Regions from separate parts of the Homo sapiens genome. Here all the other regions are linked to region 3. A link is a contact called in ENCODE Hi-C or POLR2A ChIA-PET data. All regions are on one chromosome and are shown on one strand. Each heading gives the region's core, a stretch centred on a gene start or an enhancer-like site at or near the end of the contact. The rest is flanking DNA. Distances are from core to core; before and after follow the strand shown.

Evidence for each region. A loop is a pair of places that touch in the nucleus more often than their neighbours do. ChIA-PET counts read pairs that join two places held with the same protein, here RNA polymerase II (POLR2A). Pooled maps may share reads with other maps.
Region 1: POLR2A ChIA-PET joins it to region 3 with 10 read pairs in PC-9. The contact joins the enhancer-like site here to the promoter of KIAA1217 in region 3. A Hi-C loop is called at or near these places in 2 of 37 single-sample maps with no recorded cell type and 7 of 50 pooled maps. POLR2A ChIA-PET finds 5 or more read pairs at or near these places in 1 of 52 experiments (PC-9).
Region 2: a loop to region 3 is called in a map of PC-9, with 8 times the contacts of the local background. The contact joins the enhancer-like site here to the promoter of KIAA1217 in region 3. A Hi-C loop is called at or near these places in 29 of 168 maps with a recorded cell type or tissue (A673, Calu3, PC-3 and 17 more), 3 of 37 single-sample maps with no recorded cell type and 14 of 50 pooled maps. POLR2A ChIA-PET finds 5 or more read pairs at or near these places in 7 of 52 experiments (A673, BJ, GM12878 and 4 more).

What each region holds. Positions count from the first base shown.
Region 1 is chr10:24,431,137-24,434,744 of GRCh38, forward strand. KIAA1217 reads left to right here. Exons shown (of 21, transcript NM_019590.5): 4 at 1,859-2,057. It overlaps LOC124902395 (a long non-coding RNA gene), which reads right to left. Exons shown (of 2, transcript XR_007062090.1): 2 at 255-492. Among named protein-coding and RNA genes, the nearest start is that of MIR603, 160 kb to the left of the region's middle. RefSeq lists enhancers at 1,272-2,471, 1,327-1,963, 2,309-2,985. Within about 2 kb of position 1,720, at least 2 of the 41 ENCODE cell types and tissues checked have a DNase peak (open chromatin) inside an H3K27ac peak, as active enhancers do; they include PC-9, where a contact is called at or near this core.
Region 2 is chr10:24,342,400-24,345,940 of GRCh38, forward strand. The region is part of intron 2 of KIAA1217; the gene reads left to right. Among named protein-coding and RNA genes, the nearest start is that of MIR603, 68 kb to the left of the region's middle. Within about 2 kb of position 2,057, at least 5 of the 41 ENCODE cell types and tissues checked have a DNase peak (open chromatin) inside an H3K27ac peak, as active enhancers do; they include A673, PC-3 and PC-9, where a contact is called at or near this core.
Region 3 is chr10:24,207,249-24,210,731 of GRCh38, forward strand. It overlaps KIAA1217, which reads left to right and starts at 1,890. Exons shown (of 21, transcript NM_019590.5): 1 at 1,890-2,015. The coding sequence starts at 1,946. RefSeq lists enhancers at 2,076-3,275, 2,649-2,708 and a silencer at 2,309-2,358.

The sequences.
Region 1 (3,608 bases), core at 470-2,969, 220 kb after region 3:
TTTTGTATCCCTTATTGTCACTTTAATGGAATTTCTGGAGGAAGCAGAGACAAATGTATTACATGGGCTGCCATATTGAACCGGAATTCATTCTTTTCTCTTTTGAGTCTCCCTTTCCAAAGTTTACTCCAGTGGTAGTAGTTCACCCCCAGTAGATTCTCACAAAAAGCAAGACTCAAATTCAGTGTCAGGATTGTGGATATCCTGTTTCAGTTATCTGTTTCTGAATAACAAATCACCCTAAGCATAGTGACTTCACATGACAGTCATTTATTTGCTTATCATTCTGCAATTTGGACAGTGCTTGGAGGGGCCATCTCATTTCTGCTGGCATCAGCTGGGGTAGCTCACCTGGGGCTGGGGAGACCACTCCCAAGACGGCTCATCCACATAACCTCAGTGGTTCCAGCTGTAAAATGGGCGCTTAGATGGGGTGGTTCTTCAGCATGTGACCTCCCGTGTGGCTGGGTTGGACTCCTCAGAAGCTGAGTTCTGAAAGGAAACATCCCCAAACCAAGCTCACCAAGAGGACAAACTCCAGGGTGCAAACACATATCAAGCTTTCCTTTTGCATCACACTTGCTAATATCCCATTGGCCAAAGCAAGTCACACAGCCAAGCCCAGAATCAACGTGGAACAGAGCTGCTCTCCACAGATGGGTGAGTGCTAGGAGGCAGGGTGCACTGGGGCCCACATACCCCCTGGGAACTCTGGGATCCTGTGCTTTTTCCATTTTATTTCTGAAACATTGAGGTGCCAGATTCTAGCACGATATGAACATTCAATAAATATGTATTAGAACCACAGAAATCTTGTTGCATTTCCACTGAAAATGTTTCTGAATGGACTAGACAGATTTAAGCTATGTAGCTTACCCATGGCTATAATGATTGTGTTCCTAGTTAATGAAAGACATGAAAAAAAATCACTCTATGAGGTCAGATTTCTAAATATACCTTTCCAAGGAATTAAGTATCGTCCTTTTTTTTTTTTTTTTTTTTTTTAAGATGGAGTCTTACTCTATCGCCCAGGCTGGAGTGCAGTGGCGTGATCTCAGCTCACTGCAACCTCCCAGGTTCAAGCAACTCTCTTGCCTCAGCCTCCCGAGTAGCTGGGATTACAGGCATGTGCCACCACACCCAGCTAATTTTTGTATTTTTAGTAGAGATGGGGTTTCACCATGTTGGCCAGACTGGTCTGAAACTCTTGACCTTAAGTGATTCGCCTGCCTCAGCCTCCCAAAGTGCTGGGATTACAGGCGTGAGTTACCGAGCCTGGCCAAGTATTGTCTTTTGCTTTAGGCTACCAGAGGTTTGCTTCTTGCATGTTTGTTTTTGAGTCAGGGTCTCACTCTATTACTTAGGCTGGAGTGCAGTGGCGCAATCATAGCTCACTGCAGCCTGCAACTCTGAGGCTCAAGTGATCTTCCCACCACAGCCTCCTGAGTAGCTGAGACTACAGTCATGTGCCACCACACCCAGCTAATTTTTTTTTTTCCAAAGAGATGGGATCTTGCTACATTGCCCAGGTGGGTCTCGAACTCCTGGCCTCAAGCAATCCTCTTGCCATGGCCTCCCAAAGCACTGGGATTACAGGCATAAGCCATTGCACCCAGCCCTTGAATTTTTGAAAATTAGGCTCTTTAACACCTGCTTGGACTTCAAAGAACGAAGGTGAGTACTTACACAATAACCAAACAGTGCATTCCTTGGAAATTCCAAACCTAGATCTCTTGTTACATGCTTGCCAAGCTTGTCCTGAACGTTCCTAAGTGCAGCAGGAAAGAAGTGGCTCAGCTTGTGCTGTGTGTCCCCTGAGTCTTGACCTGTGACTAATAACTGTTTCCTTTGTGTGCAGGGGTTCTCTATCTCCAGTATGGAGATGAAACCAAGCAGCTCAGGATGCCGAATGAAATCACAAGTGCAGACACAATCCGTGCTCTCTTCGTAAGTGCCTTTCCACAGCAGCTCACCATGAAAATGCTGGAATCGCCCAGTGTCGCCATTTACATCAAAGATGAAAGCAGAAATGTCTATTATGAATTAAATGATGTAAGGTAAGTTGTGACATCATTTTTTGCCTGCCATTTTGCCTTAGAGTTTTTTTTGTTTTTTGTTTTTTTGTTTTTGAGGGGTTTTTTTTTACCCACTATATTGCATTTAGAGTGTTTTTTTGTTTTTTGTTTTTTGTTTTTTGTTTTTTGTTTGGTCCATCATATCCCTTTCATAGAGTTTATACCAAATTCTAATTTCTTTATATCCTAGTGAAGAAAGCAGATTCATTATCCTGATTGGTTGGGCTTATTTCACCCAGTCAGATGATTTCACTATCTGGTTTTCTACAATTCATTTACAGGGTATAGCTTATAAAAACGAGGACAAATTTCTCCGCCACAGATTTTTGAATGCTACATCTGAAAAGAACATTAGAAATGATTCAGTCCACCATTTTATCTAAGGGTTAGGGAAACTAAGGCCCAAAAAGGTAGCGGAGAGACCTGATCGAGGTCTTAAGAGTTGTAGGCAGTACTTCATTCATATTGGAACTTTCCCAATTCCCCCTCAAGTGTTCTTTCCTCCATAGAAAGACCCTGTGGACATTTTAGGTAATGATCCCACTGGGTCGTTATTTACACATAACAAGTTAGAATAAAAGCAGTGGGCTCTGTATTATTTTCCATAAGAAAAGAGACTGAGAAGCATCTTCACTTTCCATTCATTTCTTAAAGAGTTGTCCTTTACCCAAAGATCTTACTTTCCAGGTGGCCTTTCCCCAGGGCCCCCAGTTGAATATCCTCCAAAATTAAGCTAAATGGACTCCTGCTATTGATGGGATTGAGAGTCAGTTAGAAACAAAAGCATCTCTCTCTCCCTCTCTCTCTCTCTCTCTTTTTTTTTTTTTTTTTTTTTTTTTTTTTATGAGACAGTCTTGCTCTTTCGCCCAGGCTGGAGTACAATGGTGCGATCTCCGTTTACTGTAACCTCCGCCTCCTGGGTTCAAGCGATTCTCCTGCCTCAGCCTCCCAAGTAGCTGGGATTACAGGCGCCCACCACCAGGCCCAGCTAATTTTTTTCTATTTTTAGTAGGTACGGGGTTTTACCACGTGGGTCAGGCTGGTCTCAAACTCCTGACCTCAGGTCATCTACCTGCCTCGGCCTCCCAAAGTGCTAGGATTACAGGTGTGAGCCACCATGCCTGGCCTCATCTCTCTTTTTTTGAAGACAGGGTCTTGCTCTGTCACCCAGGCTGGACCTCAGTGGCATGATCATGTCTCAGTGCAGCCTCGACCTTCTGGGCTCAAATGATCCTCCCACCTCTGCCTTCCGAGTAGCTGGCACTACCGGCACATGCCACCATATCTGGCTAATTTTTAATCTTTTGTAGAGACAGAATCTCCCTATGTTACCCAGGCTGGTCTGAAACTCCTGAGGCAAGCAATCCTCTAGTCTCGGACTCCCAAATGGTTGGGATTATAGGCGTGGGCCACCACACCTGGCTCAAAAGCATCTTTATTGTCATTTTGGTGTCATGTATACAGTAGAAAGAACTCATTTGATCTGTTCCAACCAAACAACCTGGAAAACAGGACTTAGATCAACACAAGCAA
Region 2 (3,541 bases), core at 807-3,306, 140 kb after region 3:
CTGTGCACACAATCACAAAGTTAAAAGCTTCTACCTTCAATTCTCAATCCTCCTTTCTAAAATTAACCATTGTTATTCATTTTTTGTTAGATCCTTTCCTCAAATGGCATATGCATATCCCAGTAGATAGATGCATGGCTTATGTGAACATTTATAAAAATTATAATAATCTACAGTTACTCTGTATGTCGCTTCTCCACTTAGTGATGCATCTTCAAGGTACTTCACATTAGCTCATGCAGATACAACTCAATTTTTTTTTTTTTTTTTTTTTTTTGAAACAGAGTCTCACTCTGTCGCCCAGGCTGGAGTACAGTGGCGCAATCTCGGCTCACTGCAACCTCCGCCTCCCAGGTTCAAGCGATCCTCCTGCCTCAGCTTCCAGAGTAGCTGGGACTACAGATGCATGCCACCACATCCGGCTGATTTTTTATTTTTAGTAGAGACAGGGTTTCACCATCTTGGCCAGGCTGGTCTCGAACTCCTAACCTCGGGGATCCGCCGACCTCTGCCTCCAAAAGTGCTGGGATTACAGGCGTGAGCCACTGCACCCGGCCGACTCAGTTTTTAATGATTACATTGTTTACCATCATATGAATTATCATTTACTAAATCAGTTCCCTATGCTAATTTAAATGATTATTTTTCTAGTTTCTGTCTTTCTCTAACTGCAACTCCTGCATTTCCATCTTTATCCAATTTCTTACGAAGGCAAAGCTGCACTGGATGGTCTGTTCATATATCTGGGTATTTTTTTCCACAGGATAACTTTCTAAAGGTAGAATTGATTGTTCAAAATGTTTACAAATCTTACCAGAAATGTTAGACCTATTTGGATATATATAATATTCTGCAACATATAAGAATGCTAGTTGATAGTTGCTATCCTGTATATTAACTTTTTAAAAGTTTTGCTAACCCAATGAGTAAAAAAAGCTCATTGTTTTGATTTACATTTTTATAATCATTGACGTTAGAGTATATTTTCCTATATTAGTTAGTCAATTTTGTGTTTGTGCGAAGCTCCAGTTTGTGTTTTTACCCATTTTTAATTGGATGATGAGGTTTTTGGGGGGTATTTTTAGACCACTTCATAAATTAAGGAATTAACTTTCACACTTTATGCAAATATTTCTCCAGTTGTTAAAGTTTGCATGTATTTTTCCCATAGAAATTTAAAATTTTCATGCAATCAACCTCAGAAATCTTTCCTCTCATATTTCTGCCTCTGGAATTGTATTTTTAGAAAGAACTTCCCTGTCCTAATATTACATATTAAGCATTGTTTGTGTTCTATACTAGTGCTCTTAGAGTTTAGCTTCCTTACGTTGTAATATTTGATCCTTCTACAGTTTATTTTGAGGCAAGGAGTTTGATAGAGATCTAGCTTTCTTTCTTTTGCCAAGTGGCTAGTCAACAGTACCACTACCACGAACTGAATAATTAATCTTTTCCCTTGTTGATTTGAAATGCCACTTTGTGAGATCCAAATTTCTGCCTGTGTTTGGGTCTGTTTCTGAACTCTATGTTTCATTCCATTGAGCTGTTTTTCCGTCTCCAATTCTACGATGTTTGAGTGACTATATTTTTAGTTATGGGCCATGCAGGGGGAAGATTTGCAAAATTGGTTGCTCAGTTCACTGTTTTGAAACTGCTTAATGAAGAGGCCTCTTTGTTTCCATTTTCTCTATTAACACCAGAATTAGTGTTCACGATGACATTGTATCATCCAAAAAGAATTAATTTTGCCCTTATAATAAGCTTAACAAGATTGAATATAAACAAAATTTTAAATAAATAAGATAATGTTAAAAATAGCATCTAGAAGGATATTTTTAAATGTCTTATCTGGAAATCTCACTTCTGGGACAGCGTTCAATAAATCTACTGTACCTACTCACACACACATTTGTAGACAATCAGACAGAAAACTGTTCGTATTTCTTGCGCTTTGTCTTTTAGAATGTGGCACATCGAATAGAGTTACCAGTTGCCCTGATCTGACTGATTTCGTATAAATGTCTTTGCTTTGGCAACAGTTGAGACCTATTCCTTCTCTGAGGTAAATCTTCTTGCAGAGCAGGAAGTTGAGGTTTTGGGGTAGAGTCCAAGAGTCAGTTCTGACCTTATTATTGGGGAATGTGGAAACCTAAAGCCTTCCATGAGTTAATAATGTGCACAGTGAAGGATTTTTTTCCCTCCTGAACTGATTGGGTATTTTCTAAAAGAGGATGAGCTTTTAATAACAGGAATGTAACTTTTAATTTTAAACAGATCTGTGCTTAAACATGGTCAGGGAATAGCCCCTGCTCAAAAATCTCCTTATTTGTACATGTTATTGTTCAAGGGAGAGACCTTCCTATTTATATGGCGAGAAAATAAATGAGATTTCTTTCTATCTGTCTTCCATATGTTTAATGGTAGGAATGTGTCTTGGATCTTGAATTAAAACAGACTGTGGATTCAGTTAGTTGATACAATTAAGAACTGTTCTTATCTCAGAATCAACTCTGCAGACTATCTCAGAGAATCCAATATCAACCATCCAGGTGGCTAATCCATCATCAACTGAATGGGCAATTTGGTTGCTTCTGTTCAATTGAACAAAGAGGCATAGGCACTCGTTAGTTCCACACCCCAGTCAGAGAAGCAACATGGGTGTGTGACAAAAGGGGTATATAGTCTGTTCTTTGGCTTCAGATATGAAAAAGCTTTTTTCAATCCAACTAATTCAAGACACCAAGCATAGTGATTTCTTCACTGACAGTTAGCATTGAAAATGAACTTCATTTTCCTCCTAACACACACAAAAAAGGGGGTGGTAGAAGCCACGGCAGATCATGGCAGATGGCACTTAGGGACAGCTGTAGTGCTTGGCTTGAGTTCCCCTCCGCATGGAGCACAGAGCTGCCCACTTCGTAGGAATACGGCAATATTTATCTACGCATAGGAGTCATTCCAAATAAAAAGGGTAACAGAAAGAAATTGCAGCCTACTGCTGTGAGCCTATCCAAAGGGTATCCATACATAGCCCAACATTTGAGGTAAGGGCATGGTTTAAGATCTCAAGGAATCAAAACATTATGGAAACACTAACGGGACCATTAGAATAAATGAATGAACCTAAGATCTTCAGTCCGACTTGATTGAGTGCAGATCCAGTCCCCTTTGGAGAGAGTTGTTAAGATAAGACTTAACTGTGACTAAATATACAGGCAAGGAATTGCCTCTGCAACACAAATAAGAAGCTTAGAATAATTTGCCATTTGAACTTTCCTTATATAGTTAGATACTTTGTAGAGAAACCTAGGCTAGGAGTTGGTGATTTTTTTTGGGTGGGGGGGTCGCTTTTTTCCCCCTTTCTCATTTTATTCATTTGACTATCGGCAACTTTACGATTTTTTAAATTGTAGTAAAATACACATAACGTAAAATTACCATCTTAACCATTTTAAAGCGTACAGTTCCGTGGTGTTAAGTATATTCACATTGTTATGCAACCAATCTTCAGAACTTTTTCATCTTGTAAAACTGAAACTCT
Region 3 (3,483 bases), core at 640-3,139:
CATCTCCTGCTACAGTGTTTCTCTCTCTCTCTCTCACACACACACACACACACACACACACACACACATACTTTTCTCCCACCCTCCTCCCCACTCTTCCTAGCATTAATACTTTAAAGACAAATACACAACAGTATACAAGAATCAGGATGATCTGGACCTGAAAGGCTGAACACAGCAGGGCCCTCCTTCATGAACATTTTGCACCTAAGGAAATAATAAGGTTAAAACTAGATTCATCTGGCCTTTGCCCAGGGGCCACCAGGACAGAAACTGTGTAAGATTAGTTCCTCCTTAAAGCAAGATTGCCAGGTAATTCTGTTGCAAAGTCATAGAGACCTTAAGTTATCTGCCCTGCAAATCCCACTGCCTCTATTCAGGCTGCCGAGGCACTGCTTTAATTTTTTGAAAGATTCACCGCGTCTTCTTGGATTTCAAGAAAAATCCCGTTAAGAATTGAGGGGCTCTCTTCTTCCCCTCCTGACGTGAGTGTAACTCACTTCCTGGTATGTCTCCTTTCCTTTTGGCCTACATCCTTTGTCTGTTAGGTGCTTCCACATCCTTATGTCTTAAATGGCCAAAATACGTCACCCCCACTGCCAAAACACACAGGTCACTCGAGGTCACAATCTGGAACATAGGCTGGCCATTGTTCAGCACACATTCTTGATCTAAATCAATCTCAAACCTTGCTGGAATGCCCTGTAAACTGGGGCAAAGTATGGTCACCAGACTAACCATTGTCCTTTTTTACCCCTCCTGTGACGGGGCTACTACAGGTTACAAAATCGCGCTCTTCCTCCTAGCTACTGTGTTACTCTGAGATATCTGACATCGCAGAGCTAATGTTGCCTAAATTATTTTCCCATCCTCTTTTTTTTTTTTTTTTCGGACATCATGCCTCCTATTTTCACTCTCTGGGAACTCTGCCAGTTTTTCAAGGACTGGGTAAAGAACAAAATAAATATTTGTAGGTGGTTTAAAAGGAGAAGTATGTTGGTTGTAACTCTGCCTGTCCAAAGAAATGCATTTTCACTGTCTTTCAGATTTTTGGAGTCGTTAACTGGGAGAGCTTCAGAAGATTGACTTTACTAGTTTACCTTTCAGATTTGTGATTAAGGGCTGGGTGTGTGTGTGTGTGTGTGTGTGTGTGTAAGTGTGTTGGGGGAGGGAGGAGTCTGAGAAAGTGAGCAAGTACGTAGAAACTTTTTTTTAAAAAGTCCAGATTAAGTGATTGAAATCGACTGTGTGCAAATGACGCTATACCTCTTCATAGATGTTAATCGGGCCCTAAAAAGTTAGTGCCGGAAAGTGCTTACTTACAACACTCAGCATATACTCTTTCTTTCAAATTGTTTGGGATTTTTTTTTAAGGGAGTTCACTGAAATTTGGGAGGTTCAACAGGTTGCTGTTTTTTAATATGTGGATCACCCGATTTGGGAGGCTCACTCTGCCTCTGAGATTAAAGAGATGAGGGCACTGGCTCCCAGCGAAGGCTCTCGGCCTTAATCATGTGTGAAATGTTTTCCTTCCTCGGCTGCAGAGCCTCGGTGGTTTGCAGCAGTGGAACCAGGCAGGCCCAGTTGTGGGTAGGAGAGGCCGTCACCTGTTGAGGCCTCCCCCCCACACCCCCGCATCGCCCTGCCCTGGCAGAGCCCAGCCCCCAGTCCCCGGAGAGCGCGCCTGAGGACGGACGGACGGACGGACGGACAGACCTAGGGACGGAGGGCCAGGGGCAGGGGAGATCCAAGAGGCCCCGCGCTGGAATGCAGTTTTCTCGGGCGAGGGAGACTTTGCACCGGAGTGGAAAATAGTTTGGGGTGGGGTTTCGCACCGTCCCCTCCTCCCCAGCCCCGGGCCCCCTCCCAGGCGCTTTCTGGGAGCTTTTAGAACTGCGCTCTGAAGTTTCCAGAGAGCGAGGAGCTTTTGCGGCAGGCAGAGACAATGGAAGAAAATGAAAGCCAGAAATGTGAGCCGTGCCTTCCTTACTCAGCAGACAGAAGACAGATGCAGGGTAAGTAACAGACCCATTCAAAGATGGAGTTACAGGGACGCGTGCCCCTTGCCGCTTGCTGCTTTTTATAAACTGCAGCTCTGGGACCCGGCAAAGGAAAAAAAAAAAAAAGGCAATTTCTTGGGATGGTACATTTTCCAAACTGAGTAGAGCATAGAGAACTGTGATTTCTTAGGCTTGACTTTATCTCTGGCACGATTTTCTTAAGCAGCAAAAGAGGTGGTGGGGTGATGTCACATTTGTAGTGCAGTGAGCCATCAGCATGAGCTGTATCTCTAAGCAATGACAAATAAATCACTAAGCAGCTTTTAATCATTTCCCCCCGGGGCTCCAGCCACGGGAGAAAGGAGCTGTTTTTGTGAAACTGTCTCTAGGACCGCAGCTTCCATTCATTGGTTGGGGGATTCCATGTGGCAGATGCATGCTGGCTGCAAAGTTTGTGCAGAATTTTAGAGTTAAATCACAGAAACCAGGCATGTTTTATTTTACAGATCCGAGCAGCAGGGGAGGGCTTGAGCATCTGGGTGATAGATAGAACTCTGGATCTTCTTTTATGTTTTAATTCAAAACTTGGGAGTTGTTGGACAATTTTGGTAAATTTTCTCCAGGCAGTTTCCCTTTAATTGTGTTTATAATAGACTTGTCTTTTCCGTAGGGAATTTCCAGAAGCTTATGTTGTTCCAAAGAAATTTCGCACCGGGTTGGGTGGCCAGAGGAGGTCCCTGCTCTCTGGCATCTGATGCCTGTGATGCCAAGAGCTGATTCTGTGGGATCCTATAGGCAGCATGTTCATAAACCACACAGCCCTGGACCACCCGCCCCACCCTCCCTCAGGTTCATGCAGGGGCCAGTACACAACAAAAAGACGTGCGGGAGTGCAGTGCTGTGCGTGGGAGTAGGGATTATGCACAGGGGAAAAGGTGTGTGTTTTATGAAAATGTGAAAGGGAAGTAACACATGACTCATCCACGCTGAAAATGCAAAGCTAAGCCAGTCAGGAGAACTTACAATGACAAGAGATAGAAATCCCCCAGTGAAATGCAGAAAACTTGAAGTTTTGTAATGGCTGGAGAATCCCTGAGTCTGAACAGTCATCTGTCGAAGTGTCTGCCTTCGTGCTGCCAAAGCACAGCACTCTCCTTCAGGCTACCGGGGTCAGTGGCATCCAGTGGAAGATAAGGCTACCTCGTCCCCCTGACCCCCGCAACCCCCCACCCCCATTTTCTAGGACAGGATCCTACTTCAGGAATTCAACCTCTGGGCCTGTCCTGAAAGAGATGACTCAGATTCTAGAGGGGCCATTAGAAAGGGATCCATTTAAGAAATGACTTTCCAACAATCAGGGCAATTCAGAGGCTTCAGAGGCTAGGATGGTCAGCCTGAGACAGTGTGCTCCTTTGCTCACTAATTCATTCATTCAGTGAATATTGAGCATCTGTTATGTAGACGTCACTGTTTTAGCTGCCAG